2 separate regions of the Mus musculus genome follow, and region 1 is linked to region 2. Evidence: chromatin loops called from intact Hi-C (ENCODE). Cell type or tissue: gastrocnemius. All regions are shown on one strand. Each heading gives the region's core, and the rest is flanking DNA. Links, peaks and the distances in the headings are about the cores only.

Evidence for each region. Hi-C counts contacts between places; a loop is a spot of excess contacts. Peaks named below come from ENCODE experiments on the same cell type or tissue, not always from the same donor. Only the 100,000 strongest peaks of a DNase experiment are listed, where the experiment ranks them.
Region 1: it touches region 2 in a loop (6-fold over the local background); 27 of 42 quality-filtered maps call a loop at or near these places.

The regions. Positions count from the first base shown.
Region 1 is chr5:72,082,117-72,090,116 of GRCm38, reverse strand. The region is part of intron 5 of Gabrb1 (gamma-aminobutyric acid (GABA) A receptor, subunit beta 1); the gene reads right to left. Among named protein-coding and RNA genes, the nearest start is that of Commd8, 82 kb to the left of the region's middle. In gastrocnemius, for the core only: no CTCF peak of the experiment used is centred there; a DNase peak (open chromatin) is centred at 3,375.
Region 2 is chr5:71,496,959-71,507,119 of GRCm38, reverse strand. Cox7b2 (cytochrome c oxidase subunit 7B2) reads left to right here. Exons shown (of 3, transcript NM_030052.3): 2 at 3,607-3,669. Among named protein-coding and RNA genes, the nearest start is that of Cox7b2, 46 kb to the left of the region's middle. In gastrocnemius, for the core only: a CTCF peak has its summit at 4,849 (motif pointing left); DNase peaks (open chromatin) are centred at 4,855 and 8,928.

The sequences.
Region 1 (8,000 bases), core at 1-8,000, 580 kb before region 2:
GCAAATTTACAAGGTTTGACTTGCTACGGTACAGCGTTTGAAGTGATGTACAGAACGATACAGTACATGCACTGCTTGTTTTTCTCATGCTGTGATGAAACATTGAGAGAGCCAGCATGGGGAGTGAAGGATTTCCTTGTCCCAAGGCTTACATGCTGACCACTCAAGGCACTCAGGACCGAAACTTAACAGAAAGCTGGACGCATGAAATGAAACAGAGACCTGCACGGATGCTGCTTTCTAGCTTGTTTTCTGTGGCTTACTAAGCTTGCCTTTTTTCCCCCACATTTATTTATTTTTTTATTAGATATTTTCTTCATTTACATTTCAAATGCTATCCCCTTTCCTAGTTTCCTCTCCAAAAGTCCCCTATACCCTCCCTCAGCCCTGCTCACCAGCCTACCCACTCCTGCTTCCTGGCCCTGGCATTCCCCTGTACTGGGGCATATGGTCTTTGCAAGACCAAGGGCCTCTCCTCCCATTGATGGCCAACTAGGCCATCCTCTGCTACATACACAGCTAGACACAAGCTCTGGGGGTACTGGTTAGTTCATATTGTTGTTCCTCCTATAGGGTTGCAGACCCCTTTAGTTCCTTGGGTACTTCCTCTAGCTCCTTCATTGGGGACCCTGTGTTCCATTCAACAGATGACTGTGAGCATACACTTCTGTATTTGCCAGGCACTGGCATAGCCTCACAAGAGATAGCTATATCAGGGTCCTGTCAGCAGAATCTTTCTGGCATATGTAATAGTGTCTGAGTTTGGTGGTTGTTTATGGAATGGATCCCTGTGTGGAGCAGTCTCTGGATGGTTCTTCCTTCCATCTCAGCTTCGAACTTTGTCTCTGTAACTCCTTCCATGGGTATTTTGTTCCCCGTTCTAAGAAGGGTCGAAGTATCCACACTTTGGTCTTCCTTCTTCGTGAGTTTCATGTGTTTTGCAAATTGTATCTTGGCTATCCTGAGCTTCTGGGCTAATATCCACTTATCACTGAGTACATATCATGTGTGTTCTTTTGTGATTGGGTTACCTCACTCAGGATGATATCCTCCAGATCCATCCATTTGCCTAAGAATTTTATAAATTCATTGTTTTTAATAGCTGAGTAGTACTCCATTGTGTAAATGTACCACATTTTCTGTATCCATTCCTCTGCTGAGGGGCATCTGGGTTCTTTCCAAAAGCTTCCTTTAAAAAATAGATCCTAGGATCCTCTTCACAGAGGTGGCATGATCCATAGTAGACTGGTTTGTCTTAGATCAAAGCTCAAGAAAATTTCTTATAGACTTGCAACTGGCCAATCTTATGAAAGCATGCTCTCAATCGAGTATCTCCCTTCCTAGATGACTCTACCTTGTGTTGACTTGACCAGAGCTAATCAACACAGCATCGTACAGAATGCTGTAGTACAGTTCACTATAGTGTATAAAGTAGGGCTTTAGGCACCACATGTATAAGGTGTTTGTACATCTAAGGTATGGTTCAGGGGGAGGTTTTTATTGTAGATATGAGGGAGAGTGTAGCCAGAGACATTTTGATAAGTCCGGAGCAAGGAGAAAAAGTAGGAGAGTGAAGTTGACCAGCAGAATAGACAGAGCTACGAGAGAGGAAGAAGGGGAGAGTAAGAGAGAAGACGACAGAGAGGAGAGAGGGCCAAGAGAGAGCGTGGCCAAAATGGCAGGGTTAAATAGGAATGAGAAGCTGGGGAAGAGAAGCCCATGAGCTGGAGAAGTTTGGGGCAGGGGCAGAATAAGAAGAGCTGAGAAGAGCCAGGGGGCCAGCATGGACTCTGTGAAGGATGCTTGGATGCTGAGTAAGGCCAGCATGCACTTTGGTACACTAATAGGCACCTCAGCTAGCCATTTGTTCTGAGTTTCCTGTGGACCTGACATAGCGTATAGTACAACCTATTCAATACTATACACTGTAGTATGTCCGACAGTGAGCTCAAGGCAAGACTGTATGTTCTGGGATGATAGTTTGACATATTGGTCAATATACAGATATCTCACTCTGTACCATAATCCTTGAATATAATGAAGAATTTGAGAAGTGACATATAACTTTCAATATATTATTCCAGGAGAAAAAGACATCAAAGTTCTTTTTTTTTAATTAGGTATTTTCCTCGTTTACATTTTCAATGCTATCCCAAAGGTCCCCCAAACCCACCCCCCGCCAATCCCCTACCCACCCACTGCCCCTTTTTGGCCCTGGTGTTCCCCTGTACTAGGGCATATAAAGTTTGCAAGTCCAATGGGCCTCTCTTTGCAGTGATGACCGACTAGGCCATCTTTTGATACATATGCAGTTAAAGACAAGAGCTCCCGGGTACTGGTTAGTTCATATTGTTGTTCCACCTATAGGGTTGCAGTTCCCTTTAGCTCCTTGGGTAATTTCTCTAGCTCCTCCATAAGGGGCCGTGTGACCCATCCAATAGCTGACTGTGATCATCCACTTCTGTGTTTGCTAGGCCCCGGCATAGTCTCACAAGAGAGAGCTATATCTGGGGACATCAAAGTTCTTATGATGAGAGAAACCCACGTGGAATCCAAGCACTGGATCCTGTTTTCCATTTCATCATTTGCTAGGGGTCACTTTGGTAAGTTTTAGCCATCCCTATTTTCAGCTGCCTACTCTATGGCATGGTACTAATTATAATTGTTTCCCAGGGTTATGAGGATGAAGCAACTTAACACAGCTACATAAAAACAAATGCATTTACTATATGACTACTATGCCCAGACACATTGGTAAGGTTTTAGGATGTCTAGAATAATGAAAAAAAAATTAAACTTTTTATTGATCTTTGTGAACTTCATAACCCCCAATGGGGGTGCAGTTCCAGCACTAGGACTTATCTTCCAGTCACTTCCTATCTGCCCTTGCAAGCTACCTGACAAAATAAAATAAGATGGAATTAGTCTTGTCGTGGAAGCTATAGTGTGCCACAGTGTGTCACACAGGGTTCCCCCTTGTTCACACATCTTTACTTGCAATGAGTCATTGGTCTGTTTTGAGACCTCTGGCTTTTGCTATACTATCAAGATCAACACTGGATCCTCATTGGGACTCCTCTCAGGTATCCTCTTGTTGTCCTGTGTCATGGAGATCCTGCAGCTTTGGATCTGTAGGACCTGCCCTTTCACCCTTTCCAGCAGGTCACAGATAGGGTAGATGCTGGGGTGGACCAACTCAAAGATATCTGAGTTGGTTGGCCCATCAGCTCCCCTGCACCTGCATCACCAGGGTGAGTTTTCCAGAACAGCCCTGGCTAGCTCACTCAGTGCCATAGCCAGCAAGGGGCGGGGCCAGCTTTCCCATGTTCATGCCCTGGGGACCTGCTCACCCCACTTCCCTAATCAGGGTCAGCTCTAGTGTGCTGCCCAGGCAAGGGGCAGGATCAACCCTCCCAGGTGTGGTGGCCAGTAGGGGGCAGGGCTAGCTCAGCACAGTACAGTCCAGACAAGGAACATCTGCATGTCCTTGAGTAGTAACATAGGCCTGGGACATCAAAACAGACCTCAGTTGCCATAGGACTCAGACATGGCCTCTGGCAGCAGCATGGGCTCTGATGTCCCCATGGTCTCAGGTGGCATGACAGCCACTCAGATTAGCATGCCCCTAACCCCCTGTGTGAAGATCATCCACATGATCTCCCAGGGCAACTCAGACCACAGAGATCTGCTTGACCTTTGGTGGTAACTTGGGACACAGACCCCAGCTACAGCAGAAACACAGACACAGATAGGGCCTTTGGTAGCAACCAGGGCCAGGACCTGAACCTTGGCCTCCTCATATCTGCCAGTTCCTTACCACCTTCAATTCTTCAGGCGCCTCTTTCTCCACAGTGTATGTACAGGCAAGGGTAGGAATCAAGTGACTTCCCTAGTTGACTCCAATTTATTGCCTTGACACAACAGCTCTCATTGAACAGGAAGCTTATGGTTTAGACCAGTGGCTATCAACCTGTAGTTGAGACCCCCATATGTTTGCATATCACAGATATTTCCATTATGATTCATAACAGTAGCAACATTACAGTTATGAAATAGCAATGAAATAATTTTATGGTTGGGAATCATCATAACATGAGGAACTGTATAAAGGGTTACAGCACTAGGAAGGTTGAGAAGCTCTTGTGAAGACTAAGCTAGTAAACCAGAGAGTCTCTGTAACAGCTTTTTTCTGCCCCTCAATGTTGGGTAATAGATACATGTGACCATGCCTGGTTATTACACAGGGTAAAAAAAAAAAGATTTGAACGTGGGTCCTCTTCCTTCCAGAGTGCTTTTATTCACTGAGCTATTTATTCTCCCAGTCCAGAGCTCACAATTAAGAGTGAGATAAAACCAACCAACCAATCAATCAACCAACCAACCAACCAACCAACCAACCAACCAACCAACCAACCAACCAACCAACCAATCACAAACAAAAACATGCACCCAGTATAATGGGAAAAGTGATAAAATAAAAGAAAATGTACAGATGTTTTGGAAAGCCGAGGGACAAGTTTAGCCGAGCCTATCCTAAGGGAAGGAAGCTCATCTGTGTCCCTGAAACCCAGTGTTAGGGAGACATAAATAAATGATGAATTATTGGGGTTGAGGAAGAGGCTTGGGAGTAAGGGCATCTTTCTATGAGGCTGCTTCATGGGAGGGAATCTTTCCACCTCCCTTCTTCCTTCTCACTGTAGAAACAAGTCAGTCCTCACCCTTAGCACAATCCTCCTGCTGAGATCTTCAGTGCCCTCTTGACTTGCCAATTAAATGTGTCCCTCGTCCTTTTGTCCTCTAGAGGTCAGGTGGGACTCTCAGCTGCTTGGTTCCTTTGAATTCACATTTTAGGTCCATCTCCTGAGCCATTTCCTTTCCTCATCTTTGACTTTTTTTTCTCCCATTAAAAACTTCAGTGGTTCTTTGAGAGGCTCTCTCTCAGGTGATACTTCCTCTCTTGGATCTAGCTACTGAATCATGACACTGAAATCTCCTCTCTAGAACAGAGCCTTCTCTTGAGATTGCCATCAGAAGTTTCTAATGAAAATTCACTGGGCACACAAGATTCCCAGATATTTGAAATGGAAGATACCATTTGTCCTTCAAACATTACAACTGTGTTCTGGTATCCTCCTGTGGCCAGTTCCTAGCACTGTCACTTCATCTAGTCACCCACGACTGGTTCTCCCATTTTGTTTGAAAGGCATTAGGACCTCTTCAAAGATTAGAGAAGTGCCTTTGCAGCTGGGCAGGGTCATGTGACTCTAGTCAGTGGGTAAATGGCAGATGCCCTTCATGTTAGGATTTTGTGACTGAGTAACTTTGTGACCTGCGTCAAGGTATGCAATAAAGGTCACATCATGAAACAGATTTCACACCAGAAGGCAGGGCAGGGGGATGAGAGAGAGAGAGAGAGAGAGAGAGAGAGAGAGAGAGAGAGAGAGAGAGAGAGAGAGCAAATGACCCTCCCCCCCCAACTCAGCAGAGATGCTTATCTTGTGTAATCAGGATAGAAATTGTCTTCATGAGAATGTACCGGGATCCTGGTGTTTGTGACGGCAACATGATCCAACTCTACCAACACCCACTAATAAAAATAAAAATGTATTTCAGATGTCCAGTTTTTTCTGTTTCTATTACTGTGTTTCTTTTTTTTTTGATAGTGTTCCTGTATTGTTTTCATAACGTCCAAACTGGATTCAGTAACTGCTCACATTTTGAGGCTTTCAAATCCATTTCCCTCTATCCCAATGGAATGCTTAATTTAAAATACAAGCAGGACATTGTCACTCCCAGCTTGAAATCTTTTTTAATGCTTCACTCATTAGCTATAACAGGAATTTTAAAAATTTGTTCCCTGGAACAGTTATTTGATGCTCTGGAAAGAGATTTTTCTAAAAGGACTAATGTTCTCAGTTCAAAGAGATTAGCCAGTGAAGTATTCCATCTTGGAGGCTTACAGATGTGTGACTGATGCTGAAATATCATGCGATAAAGAAATTAGTAGAGAATTTTTAAACAGTTCATTCCCAGAATTATGAGACCCTCTAATAATTTTTTTCAAAGAATGCTCTTTAACATTAAAATAGTGTAATGGTGTTTAATTCCTTGTCTGGCATAATACAAAAAAATCTGTAATAGTCTAACCCTAACTCATACTATAGCCTCTTACAGAATAGTGTAAGTATCTGTCTGTTCTAATGTGGAATACTGTAATAGTATCTAACCCATTATCTGGCTTACAAGTCCACTTGTGAGCATCCTCTGTCTTCCCTTCCAGCTGCTTTTCCTATCACTACCTGCCGCTGATGTTTTAGTGACACAGACCAGGCACCCCTTGCTACACAGCAGAGTGCAGTGCCCATAATCCCCTGTAAGTCCCTCTCCTCCTGCTATGTCATCTTTAGACTGAGTTCAGATGGTGCTTGCCACAGGCTGGGAAGCAAGGCTTGCTGGTAATGTTGGTTATTCCATACTGCCTGGACATCTTTTGAAATCAGGAGAGGCAGCATCAGCCTCACTGCAAGTTCCCCCTCCACTCTGCTAAGTCACTTCCGAATAAGTCTCCTTGTTGTGGGACCAGATGTAGTCCCTGCCTAACCTTGATTAGTGAGTTTCAGCCTCTTTTTTTGCATGCCATATTGTTCAAACAAATCAGTCATAGATGCTCTATAGATACCAGAGGACTCTTGCCTCTCAGTACTGCAAAGCCTGACCTCCAGCCTGAGCACATCTTTCCTGAAAGCACCCCTTATATAGGCTGGGTGTGCTATCTAGAACCTTTCCCTCTTACTGAAGCTTAGGCAGGGAGAAAAGCCACTACATGTGAATAAGCTCATTTGCCCAATAAGCAACCACAACTGAGAGTTTTTTCTAAACACCTGTCTCATAGCTCCCCCTATCCCAAACACCATGCACCTTCCCTTATACTGATAAATTATTATAAATGCTTGATTGTAAATCTTTCCATGCTTGTTTCTGTTGGACTCCATTCTTGTTGATGTTGGAACATATCTTACTTAGCCAAGTGTCTTGTTGTCCTGACGCTATTATAAATCCAATGATAATATTAAATAATATGTACTACTGAGAACTTTTGAAGTCATTACTCGAGTTCTGTAAGACAGATGAAGACATTAGGCTCTGATTAGATCATTTGTTTTAAGAACAGCGAATATACTTGGAAGCTCGGCTGTATCTTATGTGCAAATGATGCACAGATCTTCGGAACGATCGAGCTGTGATGTGTCATATGACCTGGCAGCTTAGAGGTGAAAGCTAGGCAACTGGGGTTTTTTTTTTTTTTGTTTCACAAATAAGCTAAATGGGGGCACAAGAGCTACAGAATACCTTAGACACTAAAGAGATCTACACACAGAAGAAACACTATGTCTGCTCCTGGGTGTATTGAAGGGCATGAGACACTGCCATTTCAAACTATTTTCAATCCCAACCCAAATAAAAAAAAAGAATAGAAGAAAAAAAGAGTAAAGAGGTTTAGATCATGAAGGGATAAAGAAGGAGGGGGGACTGAAAAAATAGTGCATTAGTTGTCAGAGTAAAGAATATTACTAAAAATCTCAGACAAGACTTCAATATGTGGCCAGACTTCCTCACCTGAATAGTTGGAAATCCATGCATGTGGGAGAGAAGGTTCTTGTGTTCATAGAAAAACAGTAGGGAACAAGAATGTTGAACACACAGGGTTGTTCTTCAAAGGGATCCATAACCTGGCTCTCACATGGTTAATGGCCTGGTAAGCTTGGTGCTATCTGTGTGGTGGAGGCCACGTCAGAGCCTCCTGAGGTCCTTATTGTGAGCTTGTCAATCTATAGATCCTGTCCTTCTGTAATCCGTATGTAGGTTGTGACCCGTAGTCAATCTACAGAACCCATGTTTTTGGAAGATGTGACATGTTCTTTACGAAGGGTTTTGATGTACTCACCTCTTAACCTTTATTGTGCACACAGGATTGAGTTAATTACCATCAGGAATTAACC
Region 2 (10,161 bases), core at 1,310-9,309:
CTCTAGGAAAATAGGATCCAAGCATAGATAAATCTAGATAAAGGCTGAATACTAATCACTTTAGGGCATAGCAGTCTTTGTTTGTGTCATGGTACTTTATAAATAGTGTAAGTTTGTACACAGATTTTCAATGTTACAAAAAGCAGCAGGGAGCTGCTTTCACTGAACAAGACCTAGCCAGCTCAGGACTTTGAATATAATACTTCCTTATTAGAGGAACTTGTATTGATCTCTTTTTTTGTTTTATGAAAAAAATAAATTAAAAGGCAACCTAAGCATGTTGTACAATAAAAAGTTTAAAAATAGGTTATGGTAGCTACTTAGTAATTAAAATGAGCCAACAGTGATTCTGTGTTTTTAGCCAGTTTTGAAATACCAACTTTCAAAGACTTATAAACATGAAGTATCACAACTTTGGCACTAATTGGGTCTTCTAAGGCTTTGAGTAAGACTGAATGTCATTTACTTTAGCAGTTAACAACTGACTAGATTACAAAGCCCCATTACTTCCCACAACTTTGGCAAGATACATCATCGTTGGTAAGATTCAGCCGAGAAGCTTTCAGTTGAAGAACTAGGATTATTAGTGCGGGAGAACCTACAACGGAAAGAAAGCAAATACTTCCTGGCGTGTACTAGTCCCTGTGGAACATCAACTCCTTTTACCATTTGTCTTAGGAAGTGGGAAGAAGAACCTTAAAGACAGAAGGACGTGGTCAGACCTTCTTTCTTACAGCACCCCTGATTGCTCAGTACCTGGAAGCTTCCAGTCCCAGCCTGCCATTTTCCTTTGCCTCTTGGAGAAAGCTAGCAATCTCTTTCTTGAAAAAAATAAATAAATAAAAATAAAAACCCTTGATTTCTTTCTGACTTCATTGCCTTTTCTTGTTTCGCATTTTCTTTGCTTTACATATCTCCCTGGCCTCTAAATTTTGCAGCCGCCTAGGGTTTAATGTTACTTTCTACTGGTACATAACAAATTACCATAAACTTGGCATTTTAAAATAACACCCATTTTATAATCTCAGTTTTTATGGAGCAGAAGTCTAGTCGTAACTCAGCTGAATCCTCGCTTATGACCACACTCAGGCTGTCATCTGCAACTGGGATGTTACCTGGAGAGCTGAGATTTATTTCCACACTTGCTTGGATTGTTGGAAGAATTTATTTCCTTAGGGCCATGGGAGGAGCTTGTTCTTTGGAATCTGGTGACTTTGCAAATGGGCAGCTAGAAGCTGTCCTTAGTTCTTATTTATTCTGGTTCCCTGATGTGTATTTACTTTGGAGAAATTGTTTAAGGCTATAGTAATAAGGAAATAGTGTAATTATAATGGTAATTTGGTGAATTATGTCACTACTCTCATTTTATGGGTTATAAACAAGTTAGAAGGTTTGCCTTCACTCCAGGAGATGGGAGTCATAGTGGGGTGTGAACACCAGAGGTTGAAGAGAGTGGGCCACTCTGAAGCCTACACAGTCTGTGGATAGGTCTCTGCTTTATCCTTCTCTCTTGCCTCTCACTCATGGATCTCACGTGTTTAAAATTATGCCTGCTAAACAACTTATATTTCACAAACTCACTGCAGCAAATCAGTTTCTCTAATCACCTGATTTTTTTTGTACCACTAATTCCAGCTGCCCTTGTTCAGATTAAAGACATGTGTATCATCCCATACTCTGTGTTCTTTTACAAGTCATATCTACAAATGAGAAAATTTTGTCCCTTATTTTTCTGAACTATTTCCTCTTCATCAAAGTTCTTCCTATTTTATTGTCTGCAAAAATTACGTGCTTAGTTCTTTTTTTTTCTTAATTTCTTTTTATTGAGTTCCAATTGTTGTCCTTTGAGTGAGTGAGGAGGCACCCTTCCAAGTGTAGGGCCTTCTACTGGCCATTTCTTGCTACTGGAGACCTCTTTTCTTCATATGCCTGTTCCCGAGTCCACTCTCTCTCTGTGGGGAGGGACATATAAACGGGTTCTTACTGCCCTGTTCTTGCTGTTGTTGTTTGTTCCCAATTGCCCTAACAATGCTCACCTCTTTATCATCATGACGCTTAGCTGTCTTAGTACAACACTGTATCGTATGAGTTCTTGTTTAGGATCCCCATTCCTTGCAAGAATGTGGATTGCATGAATGCAAGCACTTTTGTTTTTTTCCTAGTCCTCAAACTGTGTCTGGAACACAGGCGTTTCTTGAAAACTACTGGGTATCTGAGCAGGTGAGTGAGTAGGGAAATGCAGTTGCTCTTTCCTATCTCTGAGTCCTTAGCCCTTTGCTTTCATCCAAGAATCCTAAGTGCTGGCGGAAGTGTAATGGCATCAAGTTTTCAGTTTTGTTAATATCTTGGCTGTGTCTCTGTCATCAACTGAAATGTGACCTTCAGTTGCTAGTATGCCTTTTACTCTCCATTCCAGTCCTAACGGGGACTAACCTCTTCCTTTACATCAACTATCTCCAGATGTGTTTCTAGGATGGACCACCGAGAACACTAGTGCCACTGCTTTGATTTAGCTTTTTGCAGGAACTCACAGCTTTTCCTGTCAGATTATATTCTGTTCTGTGTTGCTTTGGCTGTATGGCACTTTGCTGAAAGTCTCAGGACAAACCCCAAGAAGGATATAAAGTAGGTAATGGCAGTTTTCAGATTCCTCATTCAACATATCTTTCCTATCGAGTCTTCTACTCTGAGGCCAGTGCCTTTCCTGTTTGTTCCGTGTCCTCTTATTTTTTTGCCTGTTCACATTTCCCCACACCATGTTAACATCTGCTTTGTGGAAGAGAGCTTGCTGTCACTCAGGTGGACTTCAGTTGAAACTATTAAGTAGATGTATGCATTTCCTTCATGTTATTTCACTTCAAATCTTTGCTACTTCTATAAAATGAAAATATTTGATTTCCATAGCATAGAGGTATTAGTTTACTCATAAATTGATTTTAGGGCACAAATGTAAAAGAGACACCTCCAAGTTTCCTAAATTTCATCACTATATGAGGTGGATCTTGGCAGTAAATCTTTTTGTTTGTTTGTTTTCGAGACAGGGTTTCTCTGTGTAGCCCTGGCTGTCCTGGAACTCACTCTGTAGACCAGGCTGGCCTTGAACTCAGAAATCCCTCTGCCTCTCTGCCTCTCTGCCTCTCTGCCTCTCTGCCTCTCTGCCTCTCCTCTGCCTCTCTGCCTCTCCTCTGCCTCTCTGCCTCTCCTCTGCCTCTCTGCCTCTGCCGCCCAAGTGCTGGGATTAAAGGTATGTGCCACCACCGCCCAGTGGCAGTAATGTTTAATGCCTGCCTGACTACAGGTGGTATCACTCAGGAGGTTCCTTACAGATAAAACAGTGATCTCAGCTGGGGCTGAGAAACACTTTACAAGCCCCTGTCCCTAGAACCATAGGCAGACAGGCATGACATGACGTCTTGCCCCGTACTTTGCTTACATTTCATGTTTGAGTCATTTCATAAAATTTATGTTTCTTGGGTGCCCTTTGTGTGCAAACATTGCTTTTAATGGAGTACTATTGTGACCCTTTGTGGGTAGCATAGCCTATTTCCCTGTTGTCATTTTCTGTTTCTCTGAAAACTCACATTGATTTTTCTTCTGTGCTTTTAGGCAGCTGAGTCAGAACTTCTGAGGAGAGCGTCTGTTCTTGTCTGTTCTCGACTGACTTTGCAGGTAATGAGAACATTAGAGAAGTGGGTTAGAGCGCTCTAGATTAGGATTCCATTGCAATGTCCTGTTTTGAATAACATTTAGAATAGTGTATCTGCCACATGGCAGTGGTTGTAGCTACCACTTGGTAAGACTGAGGTAGGACAATCATAAATTCAAGGTCCGTCTAGGCTACTGTGTAAATTCCAGGTGTGAATTCAAGTCTGCTAGACCTGCTTACAGAACTTTTTTTTTTTTAACACGTTTCTTAAATTTTATTTCTAGTACTCATGTTTCCTTCCAGTACTTGAGAGTTAGGAAGGTCAGGACTTCAATGCCATCGTTGGCCACAAAGCAAAATTGAGGCAAGCCTTTACATTATGAGACTGTATCTACCAAACCAAAACAACAACCAAAAAATTGTAACACTCTAACAAAAAGTAAGACTATTACAAAGAATACAAGTAAACCAGAAAGTGTTAAGCGCAAATGTGTTGTCGGATATTTGTTCGGATATTTGATCACATTGTGAACCCCAAGATGTGTACTGGACAAACCTTGTTTTGGTGTGGCTCAGTCCTAGCACACAACTTTCATCCAAGAGCTTTCTGTTATTGCTTACAGAACCTTTGAGGGTGAAGCACAGTTAGTTGTACAGTGCTTTCTTCATATTAACACAAACCCACACAAAACACATGCACACACACCCTCTGTCTCTGTCACACACTCACACACATCAAATCATACTTCCTTTTTAAGGGGGGGGGCTGGAAGGAATTAAAAGGTCCCTCTGATAGGGAGTTTTTTTTTTTTTTTAATTTACATTAGTAATATATTTTAAACGTCTGTGCTCATCAAAACATGTTATGTCTTTATGTTAATGGTAATCAGTCTAACTACAGGGAGAATAAGAGGTTGATGTGAGTTAAGTTGACACAATGTTTCCAAAATAAACATTTCCTAGTGGAGAAAAAACTTTCCTTGATAGACTAGCTTCCTAGTGCTAACAGTAGGCTGCAGAAGAAAATCTGTGTGCTGTCAGTGAGCACGTACAAGAGAGGAGCACTTAAAAATAGTTATACAAAGGTTAAAAAATAACAACCAAAAAGCCAAATGACAAAAACAAACAAACAAAAAAACCCTTTCTTTTCAGCCAGCCGAGACCACTAAGTAGAATAAAATGTCATCCATCATTTCAGTGTTAAGAGCGCCCCCTGGTGTGGTCATATAATCATGGTTCTGTGGAATTTACGTGGCTTTTAGAATCTCCTTGTGCTATAAGATAGTGATGATCTTTCTTTTCCTGCTAGCTTGGCCAGCAGGTATATGGTGTATAATTTTCCACAGATGTGCAGTCACACATTTTTCTGGTGTCGATCCCTGCTCAGATATAGGATCAGTTTGAAAGCAGAATATGAGAATATGTGATTTCTAAAGTTCTTTATCTCATGTTAACATGCCATCCATTGTGCAATTATGCATACTGATATTAATTATTAAGGCACAACTTTGGGTGGGGAATAAACCTTGTTATGGGAAATTTCTGTTAACAATTCTGTCTTGGTAAATTGATGGGCATTTTACTAGTTAAACAAGAGAACTCAATTATGTTTATCTTTTAAGAAATTTACCTTGTGAAAAAGACACACATACTGAGACTTTCTTAGGAGCCTGCTGTTTCTCTGCAGCTGCTGAACGTGAAGTGTAAATGCCCTCCATTCTGTACTATGTCCAGGGATCTTAGCCAGGGATCCCCTGCTACCCATTAAGAATGTCATAGCAAATATCTCAGCCCAGACCAGCAGACTACTTACTTCTAACTGCTAGTTTCCTTGTATTTGTTTTCATACTCTTAAAAGGAATTGCATTGTCTTTGTGAGGTTAAATTGCATATATTATACTAAAATACACACGTATAAATTTTTACAGAGGTATTTGCTTTCTCCTATTTTCTCCTTCTATGCTAGAAGTTATTGACAGTTTAAATCATTTCTTATAGGCTTTGTGTCTTCAGTGTGATAATTGCAGGGCTACCGTATAAAGATATCTTTGTTTTTGTCTTTTGTAGATTCCCTTCTCATGTAATTTTGAAGCTATTAGCAAGATAGGTACTTACATTAGCCCCTGATTTGTTGAATAACCCTTTGAGTCCTGGTTTTTATATTTTTTTATATTTTTTGGGCAGGCCACTGACTCACAGGCTTAATCTCATCTTTTAGGAAAGAATCCAGGATGCACCGTTCTGGACATTGATAAAATACAGTGATGGTTTAGGTTCACACTGTGTCAGATTTAGTCAGACTGAGCATTTCTTAATACAGCATGTCTCTGAAGTAGATACTATTATCGAACTCCTGAGTGGAGAAGTCAAGATATCCTGATCAACTACAACTATTCCTAACATGTAACGGGTATTCAACCACAATACTGTATCATTATTAATTTGATTGCAAATAACATTCATGACTCTATCTGTTGATGTTATTTTCCTTAAGGACTAGTAATTCCGTAGTACATAAACATAGATGGAACCAGGATTTTGGAAAGACTAAAGATGCATGCATTTATAGGGAATACAGAGTTAGTTTGGGAACTTAATCTTCAACAAAGCTTTCTCAAACCAGGGGTGGCATGAAGGGATGCACTGTTAGAGATAATAGAAATACGGGATATAGGACATGCATATTTTAAACTGCTGTTGCTTCTTTCTTCCCCAGCGTATCTTTTTTGCTTTCTCTGGCCTTGGGATGTAAATGCAGTTGTTTGCATGCTGCCATTTTCCTTATGTAATCCTGTATTTGCATTGTCTGTGTGAGGCTCCCATCATGTTTCTTATGGGTTTTAGAAAAATATTTTTTACTAATCAGATTTTGCTCTTTCATTGGTGTTGTATTCAAAATGATAAGTCTGTTGTTTCATTGATAGTAGTTTTGAAGGTTACTAAGTAGCTCTCCATGGAAACACAATGTGAAGAAGCCTGCTCTTAGCTTAACAGACGCTAGTGCTGCTTGTTTTCCCCTTTGTCCTCTCGAGTTGCTCTAGGAAGTGGCTTCTTGATGAAAGTACAAAAGCACGTTGTTGGTTGTTTTGGTGCTCTGGACAGTCTTGTAATTTGATATAATTTCTATTTGATATTTGTCACTTGCTTTTTGTTTCTTGTGTTTGTGTGTTCATATTAAAAAACAAAACCGAACAGTAACAATAGTAAGCATTGCCCATGCCATGATCCAGTTACTGTATTTAGGGGCATATATCCAAAGGACTAAAATATACACAACAAAAAGATCCCTGCATCTCCAAGTTTATTGTGACATTCTTCGCAATAGGCAAGTTGTGGAGGACACACAAGTGCACATTTAGATAATCAGCAATGCAAAGGCAGTGTGTGTGGATCATGGGCCTCTCTGTGTCAGGCTGCCGATTCTTTTTGTACTTGAGCTGTTTCAGGGCCTGACATGATGTACCCATAGCTATGCCTGTATCCTTAGAGTAAGGTATGTCTTTACCTGAAATGCACCAAGCTTATGAAAACCAGTTTAACTCTCATTAACTCATGTGGAGTCAGTGAGTGAATGAAAAAGACAGGAGCTACTTGAAACTTCTATCCTCATTTCTGCCGTGCAGCTGTGTGGACTCCCTTTGTTCCCTGCTCGAGAGCACCTGGTTAATAAGCTTTTTAATTTTGAACTTGTTTAATATCTATGAAATTGGTCTTTGCATTTCCAAATCCTCTGGTACTGTTTGAGCTTACACCCCTGTGTTAGGCAATTGGAACAGAGTACCTTCATTGTATTCCCCATCTCTAGCTTGACCCCTTAGCAATAAATTGTACCCACTGGTGCTAGGCTGATTTTCCCTAATGTATGTAATTAATAACCATCCTAAATGAGTCAGTGTGTTTTGTCTTTGTTCTTGCTTATTTTGCTTCCTGCTTATCTCACTACCATTCTCTTTCCTCTTGAACTTTGTATTGCCTTTCACTGAAACCTCCCCAAAGCTCAGAATGTTTACCTGCTCATCCTCCCTGTTCCTTCCTGGAGCAGATGGCCTTCTCTACAACTTTGATTTGCATCTGGTTTATATTTGGTGAGGCCTTTTCATCTTCTTCACCTTTTCCTTCTAGGACACTTTCCCAGACTGAAGTTCCAGCAGCAACACATTCCCAGGCTTAGGACCTCTTCAGTGGCTAGCTCTAAGACTTTTTATTTTCGTCTGTGATTTCAGTTTACAGAGTGAGCTGTCTAGTTTTATCTCAATTTGACAGAAGCCAGAGTCACTGGGCACAAGGAAACCTCAGCTGAAAAGGTGTTTCCATAACACTGGGCTGTAGGCAAACTTGAGGACATTTTCTTAAGTATTTATTGATATGGGAGGGGTCTGGCCCATTATGGATAGGGCCATCACTGGTTAGGCGGTCCTTAGTTCTATAGGATACCAGACTGAACAAGCCATAAGGTGCAAGCCAGTAAGTAGCAACCTTCCATGATTTCTGCATCAGTTCCTGTCTCCAGGTTCCTGTCCTGTTTGAATTCCTGTCTTGACATCCTTTAATGCCTTTAATGATGAACATGGATATGGAAGTCACATAAACCCCTTCCTCTCTAATTTACTCTTTGGTCACGGTGTTTTATCACAGCAATAGTAAAGGTAACTAGGATAGAAATTGGAAGCACAATAGTTGTATTTCTGTGAGAGACCTGATGATTTCTTTTGGGTAGTGTTGTGGAATGACTTTGGTAGTTTTGGTGAAGTTCTTTTGTGGGAGCTTGGAACCTAAGAATGTGGAGAGCAATGCAGAAAATGAAGGCATCAGAGGGATTTTTGAGAGCACTTTGATGACTCTCAGAGCCATTTACTATTTTGAATCAATAATCTGCAGTTCTGTTTAGATGGGACTGAAGAGTCAGCAGTGGTCAGCACACAAGAACCACTAAATTGAAGCCTGTATCTGAGAAATAATCAATGACTAAGAAGAAACCAGCACTTATTGAGGTGAAGTCTTCTGGGAGGTGGTTCCTCAGACTCAGTAATGCAAGCTGTGCTTCAGAAGCCGCAAAGGTTGTACCTCGTGATGGCAGATGGCAGGAGAACTTGCTAGTGTAAGAGTCACCCAGGTGGTGCTGGTTCTGAGGCATCCAAGGGTCTTGGAGAAAAGCTGAGCCTTGGCTCTGCTAGGTAACTTGGGGTCCTTGAGGAGAGAGAGACTGTTGGTGAAGTACAGTCTAGCTGCAGCAAAAGATTCCAGCATTTTGGAAATGTCAGTACCAAGAGATGCTTGCCAAGACAGCAGCAGGTGTGAGATGGAGCTGGCCTGAGCCTAGGAGACAAGCCTTGCGTTCTGCAGAGGGCAGTGCCATGGAAGTGACCCAAGCATTTTGGAAGAACTCTGAAGATCATGAATGAATCCCAGATGTTTGAGTCATTTACACTGTTGGAGTTTAGTTATTTTAAAGAGATTTAACTATGAGACTTTTAAAGTTATTTATGTTTTTAGTGGGAGATCTTAAGGATTAAAAAATAGAAAGGGAAGTTGTGACTTAGTAGTTATGTGTTTGTGTCTCAATTTGATAAGGGGTCAGTTGTGCTGGTTAATACTTTAAAATTGTTTTATTTATTTACATTGCAAATGTTGCCACCCTTCTCAGTCTCCCCTCTAAGAGTTCTCCACCCCCTCTTGGCCTCTGAGAAGATGCCCCTCACTCATTTGCCCTCCTCATTCCCCTCCCCTGGGGGCGGCAACTCTACAGGATTAGGCGCATCCCACTGTGGAGGGATGCAGTCACCAGCCTTCTTTCAAAGTTTTTGACCCAGAATTATTCCTGTCTAAAAGAAATGCTGGCTAGTTTAATGTCAACTTAACACAATGCACTGAAGATGCAGGGGCCTTCGTTGAGAAAATATCTCCATAAGACTGGGCGGTAGGCAAGCTTGTATGGAATTTTCTTTATTAGTGTGAAAGGGCCTGTCCCATTGTGGGTGGGGCCACCCTAGGCAGATGGGTTCTATAAGACAGCAGGCTGAGCAAACCAAGTAACTGGCCAGTCTTCCATGGCTTCTGCAACAGCTCCTGTCTGGAGGTTCCTGCACTGTTCCTGTCCTGGCCTCTGTTAATGATGAGCAGTGATGTAGAAGCATAAACCAAATCAACCCTTTCCTCCCCATCTTGCTTTTGGTCTTGGCGTTGAGTCACAGCAATAGTAACCCTAACTAGGACAGACTATAATTTGAAAGGCAAGTGTTGTTATGTCCAATCTCAGTGCCAGGGATAAAATAGAAAATGTTCAGGAAAAACAGTATGTTTGAAGTCCACAATAAAATTAATCAAAATTAGACAAGTGTTCTACTAGGTTTCCTGTTAAACCCACAAATTCAGTCAGATTGAAGCTGGTAGAAAGACCTGCTCATACTAACTATTGCAATGGGAGGCCGAAACAGCCATCAGTTGGCCTTGTGCACTCTGCTTCATTTAGATCAACTCTTGCAGTTACGTTTAGCCTTTAGTGCTGTGTGGAACAA